Regions from separate parts of the Homo sapiens genome. Here all the other regions are linked to region 1. Evidence: read pairs that join two places in POLR2A ChIA-PET (ENCODE). Cell type or tissue: HCT116. All regions are shown on one strand. Region 1 overlaps CAND2 (cullin associated and neddylation dissociated 2 (putative)). Region 2 overlaps PPARG (peroxisome proliferator activated receptor gamma). Region 3 overlaps IQSEC1 (IQ motif and Sec7 domain ArfGEF 1).

Region 1 (2,500 bases):
GGTTTAAGTCCTTGGATAGGAGAAAGGGAGGCAGGTACTGCCCTAATAGACCAGGCAAGAGGGGTTCCTGCCTGGTCTCCAGGCTTTAGAGCACTCCACTCAAGCCCTTCTCCAGCCATACCCTTCCCTACAGCATAAGAAGAGACATGCTGACCTAGAGACCCCCAACACTCCTAGACTCCATTCTGTCTGGGTATCTGGGGACCCGAGTTTCCTGCCCAATGGATCCTGACCCCTTGTCCGAGCCTGCGCAGGCCTCTTTCCTAGGTCCATGCAACCAAGGATGGCTGAGGGCTGGCTGCTGTTTGGGAGAAATGGGACAGGGTGTGGCCATGTCAGCTGGGGTTCCCCCCCCCACCCCCCGCCGTGTGCCTGCAAGGCCCCTTGCAGTGAGAGAGCCAGGGGTTGGGAGGGGCTGACCATATGCCAGTTCTATCCAAACTGTCTTGGTATAGTCAGAACTCCAAGGTGTCTGAGGATACATTCAAACCTGATTGCAGCTTTCCATTTCTAAAAAACTAATCTATAGTGACAGAAAGCAGATCAGTGGCTTCCTGGACAAGGCAGAGAGCTGGACTGCAAACGGACACAAGGAAGCTTTTGGGGGTGATGGAAAGGTTTCACGGATATACACAAAGGTCAAAACACACTGAATTGCACACTTTAAATAGTGCGGTTTATTGTATGCACATTAAATTGTTTCTTAAAAATTCAAACTTGGCTCATGGGCTGTTACTAAGATATCTTTGTCAAACTGGGAGAAGAGAACATAGTCTAACAGTTTAGTGGCATGACTTAAAATTGTAATTACCAGCCAGCCTCCACGTCTCATAAGTGATTGAACCAACCCCCTTCTCTGAACCGTCTGCACTCAGCAGGGGCTCAGGCCTGGGGGTTTGTCGAGCTCAGGGCCCGCCCTGCGCCTCTCAAGCCCTATCCGGCCCCAACCTCTGCGTTTCAGGGGCTTCAGCCGCCCGCCCCAGGCCCCACCCACCACATCAGCCCAGGCCCCGCCCCATCCTCCCTACCAAGGCAGACGGCCCACCCTTAGGCCCTGGCTGCACTGCGGCCCAAGCTCCGCCCCTTTACCGAGTCATTGGCTCACCCTAAGCTCCGCCCACCATGCCAGCCCAGGCCCCGCCCCCTGCCCCCTTACCGAGGCGGTGGCCGGCCTGGCGGCCGACGCTGCCCAAACATTGGATCAGGGTGCGGATGGCAGTCGGGCTGGTGGGCACCCGCGGGCCGGGCAGCCGGTCCAGTAGGTGGTCAGCGAGCTCGACGAAGAGGTCGGTGCTGCAGGCGGCCGCCAGGTGGCCAAGCGCTCCGACCGCCCGCTTGCGCACCGCCAGGCGCGGGCTGCTCAGCTGTGGCAGCAGACAGTGCAGGAGGCTGGCGTGGAAGGCGCCCAGCGGGACACCCAGCCTGGGGAGCACGAGGGGGCATCAGGCCGATCGCACTCCGCGGGCAACCTGGGCCAGGCTCCGCCCCTCTCCCCATTCTCTCCCGGCCTCCTTCCCAGGATTATGGCAACTCAATGGCCCTTGCAAAAGAGGTGCCCTGCAACTGTGAGGAGGAATTATTTTAATTACTTTTGTTACATGAGAGAAAGCGGAGAGAGAAAGGGACTTCTCAGCAGTGCAAAGCCTGGCTCCCAGCCTAGGGAGAAAGACCTGATAGGGGAAAGCATAGAGGATCTAGTAAGGCTGTCCCTATTTCTTGGAAGTCTAGGCCTTGCCTCAATACCATCCCCTTCTGTCCATCCTCCTCGCTGAGACCAGAGCAGTATAAAGTCTACTTCTCACCTGGTCACTCCTCTGCTTAACTCCTTCCATGGCTCCCTAGTGCCTTTGGAGATGCTGAGCTCTGGGCTCAAGACAAGAGGCAACACCAGACAATGGTTTCTGCGCACACAGCACAGCTCCTGCCTGCCTCAGCAGCTTCTATCCACACCTTCAAACGAGGCCCGTGCATTTTCTGTCCTGTAAACATCTTGAGACCTTTTCTTTCTCACTTTACAGAAACACGCTGACCTTACCCTCCCTTATTTCTATGTCCTACCCAACCCCCTCTCCTAGGTTTCATTTGTTTGCCTGTTCACCTGCTAAGTGACAGGGACTGTGCTGGAAGCCAGGGTGAACAAGACAGACTGATCCTGGGAGCTGCCCTCATGGAGTGTGTGGTTGAGTGAGTGCCTCCCAGGAGCCTCAAGTTCAACATGCCCCAGCTTGAATCCATCACCTTCCTCCCCACACACCTGCTGCTGGCTCCCGGAGTGCACCCCATCACAGCACCTCTGTCTGCCCCCGCCAGTTACTAAAGGCAGAACCCTAGGGGTCAGCCTCCAGTCCCTGCCTCCCCTGCCCACTCCAAGTCCTGTGGAGTCCCCCTCCTGAATACAACCCGAATTGCTTTCCCTATAGCAGCCTCTTAACCAGTCCCCTGCCTGTTCAATCCCCTCCCACCTACTCTCCACTGCAGAGAGAAAGATCAGGGTAGAACA
Region 2 (2,500 bases), 440 kb after region 1:
TCACAACCAGCCCGAGGAAGTAGGTGCATTTATAATTTACTTTAAAGATGGGAAAACTGAGGCATGGACCTGGAAGTAAGTAACTTGCCTAAAAGTACGCAGTAACTAAGCAGTAGAACTGGCATTGAATCCAGATGGTCTGAAGCTCCATAGCCCACACTTGTGACTTTACACTGGATACTGGTTAGAAAAACATTATTTCTTCCTGATCTTCCAGTTCTATATTAAACAATTATTTAACAGTTCCAACAAATCTTCATGAATACCTATAATGTGCCAGGCAGGCAGGGGGGCAGGGGATGTACTATGAAGAGTAACTCTCAAATGAAAGCTTTATTGGAGAAATGTGTTCAGCTAGGCAACAAGAGTACGTGCCTGAAAAGCCTTTCATAGGTCCTTTGTAGTTTTGTTGGAAATGACCTTAAAAGACACTTAACCGCCGATTTTTCAATCCCTTCTCATTTGTTTCAGTTAATGTCATGGTACTCATAACTGTGGTTCCAACTTGTTTATCCAGCCCATCCTTACTGATTCATGCAGATCAAGATCACTCTGCAGTGTAAACTGACCTGGGAATTTACTAATTCCTCTCCCATCATGACAGCGACATCCAGAGACAAGAATCATCCTGAAACACTACAGCAGAAAAGGCTGTTTTGAGATCATCTGAGTTCTCATTTGACAGATAAAGAAAATGAGGCAAAGTGACCTGCTCAGGGTTTCCTGGTGAGCTAGAGGCTGACTGGACGGGAGCCCAGCTTGGCTCCTCTGAGCCTGGCATTCTCAGCGCTGTGTTATCAAGTTGTTACTACATGTAAATATGCTGAAAATGGGACTTTTAACCTTTGCCACTTTTCACAGATCCAGATTTATTTTTTGGGGGTCTTTAGTGAATGTATATGAATGTCATCAAATTTATGAGGGAAAAAGTCTCATGTAAGGAACCATTTCCTGGATGGCAAATTATCACAGAATAAAATGCGAAGAACTAAATCTGTAACAGAATTTGTTTCTAACAAAAGTCATGAACTCTGAATTAATCAAAAGGCGTAGGGAATAGTCTTGAATAGTCTAATAAAGTAAGCATTATCTTGGTTTGTTTTTACATAGTAAGTACAGATATACAAATGTTGTTTGCTTGCTTTGTGCCGTTTGCTGTTTTGAACATTAACGGTGAAGAAGGATGGGCACAGCTCCATGTCAGATGCCCGAGGTTCCAATCCAACCCTATTGCTGGAAGTTCGTATCTCTTCATATCTAATCTCCATCTGTAGAATATTAATATTGTCTCCCTCCTAGAGTTGTTGTGAGGATTAAATTAGATAATGTATGTAGAGCACTTACCATAGGGCTGGATACTTAATAAGTTCTCAATAAATATAATTAATATTAATAGTATAACAGTAATTTGTGTACACATTAGTCACCAGAGTACTACAGTCATATAAAAGGTGGGCTAAAAGCCTCCAACACTACCACTAGGGGACAGGAAGAGGAAGAACCGCCAGCAAAGCCCTATTGTTTAAACAGGACTACGCCTAAAACAGATGTCCTGTTTTAAAGGCCTCTGGAAAAGGAGAGTCCACAGCTCCTCTTGGTTACTCATTCCAATGCTTAATTGCTCTTTAGCAGCCAGGAAAGTCTATGTCTTATCTGGCATTTCCCCAACTGTGTTATACATATGTTAATAATGTTCCTTTAAAAATAATTAAAAACAAAACAAAAAAAATCTGGTGATCAAGTAAATTTAGGCAATGCTAGGTTAAGCAAGGTTAAATAGGTTTACTGTGAGACTTCTTAAACTAACAGGCTAATGTTCACGAGAATACACAAAAGAGAGAAAAAAGCACAGTGTGCAATATTTGAGGAGCTTAATATGTGATGGAATATGGTTTGAGAAATGATGATCTAACCTATGTTGAAGTTTGCGACTATCTCTTTTTTCCCATTTTTTAAACATATAGTTATCATCCTCTGCATATTTGCCTTTTATCACATGTACTTGAAACGTATTCCTGAGTTGTTCCTCAGTTTTTCTTTAACCTTAGAATGACTAAGATCAAGGATTTATAAAACAGTAACAAAACCCAAGAGAGAAAGGATTTCTTAAACCACACAGAAAGGAACACTGTCAAGATTAATACCCCTTCTATAGAGATGATCATAAGTACTTCCTGACAGGAAAAAAAAAAAGTACCATAGAAAGGATCAGGAATCAGAATGACACTGAACTTCTCAACAGTAACACTGGAAGCTAGAAAATCAATAGAACAATGTTGCCAAAATTCAAGAGAAAAAAAAATTTCCAACCTAGAATTTTAGACTCATCCAAATCGTCCATCAAGTATGAGAGTAAAGACATTTTCAGAATGATAAGGCATCCAGAAAAGTTACCTCCCACGTACTCTTTCCCAGAGTTCTCCACCAGAACCAAGAAGAGAAAAGATGGGACCAGGAAACAAAGGATCTGAAAGACAGGAGAGAGGTGGAAGGTAGTCCC
Region 3 (2,500 bases), 99 kb before region 1:
ATCATGTCTATGGTCCCAGGGCTTGGCCTTAGATCGTGGGTGCCGGGTGCTGGCAAGAGCCAAGCCTGCAGCTTCTATAGGACATGCCGTCATTCCAGGGGTCTCAAACTGACAGCCTGGGAGGCAGGCCCAGCTCAGTTATCTTTTATATGGTTTGCATATTTTTAAAAAGTTTGCTGAGCCAGTCTCTACATCAAAATGTAGATATTTTGGGCCTCTCTGAAAATCAGAAGGTTTGGTGTCACTAGGCACATGTTCCCACGTGGCAGTAATGGGCTGCATATACATACATGTGCACACATATGCACACAGGAGCACTCTGCAGCTGCCCACAGGCCCACCTGGTCTGAGCCAAGGTGGGATTGGTACTTGGTCCAAGAACCTTCAAACATCCAGTGGCTGATGCTCTGCCAGTGACTCCCACTGCCGGAGCAGCACCGCCAGGAGACCAAAGCCCCAGGGACCCTGAGAGCCCGGAGGTGGCACCAGGCAGGTCTGGGCACAGGGTTCCTTGGCTGTGGAGTGCCCATAGTGCACCCCATGGGAGCTGTGGGCCACAGGCCATTCGGGAGAATATGGCGCTCACTGCTGTCCAGAACTGAGATGACTAGAGAAGACTCCCACCTTTCTCAGGACGCAACCTCTGTCCTCCTCCAGGACGCGGCCCCAGCAGCCTCCCCTGAGCTCGACCACTTTTGTCCCTGAGTCACATGTGGAGCGACACAGACCATCTTTCCCAAGTCGGGAGATGAGGTTGCTCTGCACCCCTGCAGCCTGCCACTGCGGAGGCTGGACTCCCGGCACTTATCCCAGGCTCACGCACAACTCAGCCCTACCATTGTTTCCTGACCAGAGAGGAGATTGCAGAGAACACACTGAGACCCGTGGGCCTCCTCCCCTCTCCTTCCCTTTTGCAGACTACCCCAATGGCATCCGGCTCACCTCGTCTGTCCCCGGAGCAGATATCAAAGTGTTAATAAACTTCAACGCCCCCAACCCTCAAGACCGGAAGAAATTCACCGATGACCTGCGGGAGTCCATTGCGGAAGTCCAAGAGATGGAGAAGCACAGGATAGAGTGTGAGTACCAGGCCTCATGGACAGAAGGCCGAGACTTGCCAGACTCTGGCACTTGCCTCCCCATGTCAGGGCAGTGACTTCTGAGCTCACAGAGACAAGATGTCCCCCAGTCTTTTCTGGCCTTCCCTATGGCCACATGATGGGGCAGTCTGTGTTCCCAGGCTGCAGGAGGCACAGAGGGAGTCCAATCCAGGACCCGCCCTACCTGTTGCCTGTTGTATGTCCATCAAAAGACCCTGGCTCTCTGGTCATCCCGTGCGCAAGAGCCCGCAGAGTTCCCAGCTGGCCTCTCTGCACCTCGTCATCTTCTGCATCAGGCTCAACCGACTGATGGGTCACACAGCCAAGGCCATCCCTGGCTCCAGGTCTACTCCCTGGCTCCAGGTCTACTCCTTGGAGGCACATGGGACTCCCTACCACTGCCCTCTCTGTGGAAGACCCTGGCTAATCTTTGCTCATCTCTCAGACCCAGGCAAGTCTGTGCCTCCCTGTCCACTCCCGAGCCTGGAAGGTGACTATCCTTCCTGCAGGTCACAAGGCCCTCTGGTCTCTCTAGCCTCCCTCCTGGGATCTCCTTTCTGCTCTTTTGTCCAGGGTGGCCATCACACCCTCTTTCCCAGAAACAACCCTTCCCCATTCCAAGCAGATGGTGGCTCAGGACAGTGCTAGCTCCAAGCAGAAGGCCCCGTCTCCTGCCCACTCTAGGCTGTGCTCCTCTCACCAGGACCCTCACCCTCTCTGTTCCAGCGGAGCTCGAGAAGCAGAAAGGCGTCGTGCGGCCCAGCATGTCCCAGTGCTCTAGCCTCAAAAAGGAGTCGGGCAACGGAACACTGAGCCGGGCCTGCCTGGACGACAGCTATGCCAGCGGTGAGGGCCTCAAGCGCAGCGCCCTCAGCAGCTCCCTGCGGGACCTCTCGGAAGCCGGTAAGAGCTTGGCCTAGAACCACCTTGCTAGCCCAGCGCATGCAAGACCGAGGCAGGGCGTCTGCATTCAGGGCATGCATCACGCGGGGCAGGGCCTGCGGCGAAGCCAGTGCGGCATTTCCCCTGACCTTCCGCAAAGCAGAGCAGCGTGTGACATACAGAAAGGGCGCCCCAAAAAGACACAGGGAAACAGGACCCAAACGTCAAAAAGAAAGGCATTGCACACGAATTAGCTGGGGAAGTCACCCCCATTTTCCCTTTCTTCTTCCAGGGGTTTTATTTACTTGTTTATTGATCTGGGAAGTCGCTCTAGCCCGAGTGAGCCGGCGGCTGTGTCCCGTGCTCTCTGTGCGGCCGCGTCCCTGTGCTTCATGCTGATGAATGAACTTGCGCGGAACCCTCTAATCTGTCTGGCGCCCCCTTGCCCACTGTCCCCGGTCTTGCTTTCCCTGCGGGGCCTCCTCTCCTGGGAAACCCGGGCCTCGTCCAGCCCAGAG

Evidence for each region. Peaks named below come from ENCODE experiments on the same cell type or tissue, not always from the same donor. Only the 100,000 strongest peaks of a DNase experiment are listed, where the experiment ranks them.
Region 2: POLR2A ChIA-PET joins it to region 1 with 8 read pairs; 2 of 35 experiments call an interaction of 5 or more read pairs at or near these places.
Region 3: POLR2A ChIA-PET joins it to region 1 with 7 read pairs; 2 of 35 experiments call an interaction of 5 or more read pairs at or near these places.

What each region holds. Positions count from the first base shown.
Region 1 is chr3:12,808,981-12,811,480 of GRCh38, reverse strand. CAND2 (cullin associated and neddylation dissociated 2 (putative)) reads right to left here. Exons shown (of 15, transcript NM_001162499.2): 5 at 1,157-1,422. Among named protein-coding and RNA genes, the nearest start is that of CAND2, 14 kb to the right of the region's middle. RefSeq lists a silencer at 945-1,394. In HCT116, a CTCF peak has its summit at 1,264 (motif pointing right); a DNase peak (open chromatin) is centred at 1,070; H3K4me3 peaks cover 1,045 bases; H3K27ac peaks cover 1,184 bases.
Region 2 is chr3:12,369,987-12,372,486 of GRCh38, reverse strand. All of the region lies in intron 2 of PPARG (peroxisome proliferator activated receptor gamma), which reads right to left. Among named protein-coding and RNA genes, the nearest start is that of PPARG, 82 kb to the right of the region's middle. In HCT116, a CTCF peak has its summit at 1,531 (motif pointing right); a DNase peak (open chromatin) is centred at 1,506; H3K4me3 peaks cover 117 bases; H3K27ac peaks cover 982 bases.
Region 3 is chr3:12,907,852-12,910,351 of GRCh38, reverse strand. It overlaps IQSEC1 (IQ motif and Sec7 domain ArfGEF 1), which reads left to right. Exons shown (of 14, transcript NM_001134382.3): 11 at 918-1,079; 12 at 1,827-2,003. All of the region lies in intron 4 of LOC105376956 (a long non-coding RNA gene), which reads right to left. Among named protein-coding and RNA genes, the nearest start is that of LINC02022, 24 kb to the right of the region's middle. In HCT116, no CTCF peak of the experiment used is centred here; no DNase peak of the experiment used is centred here.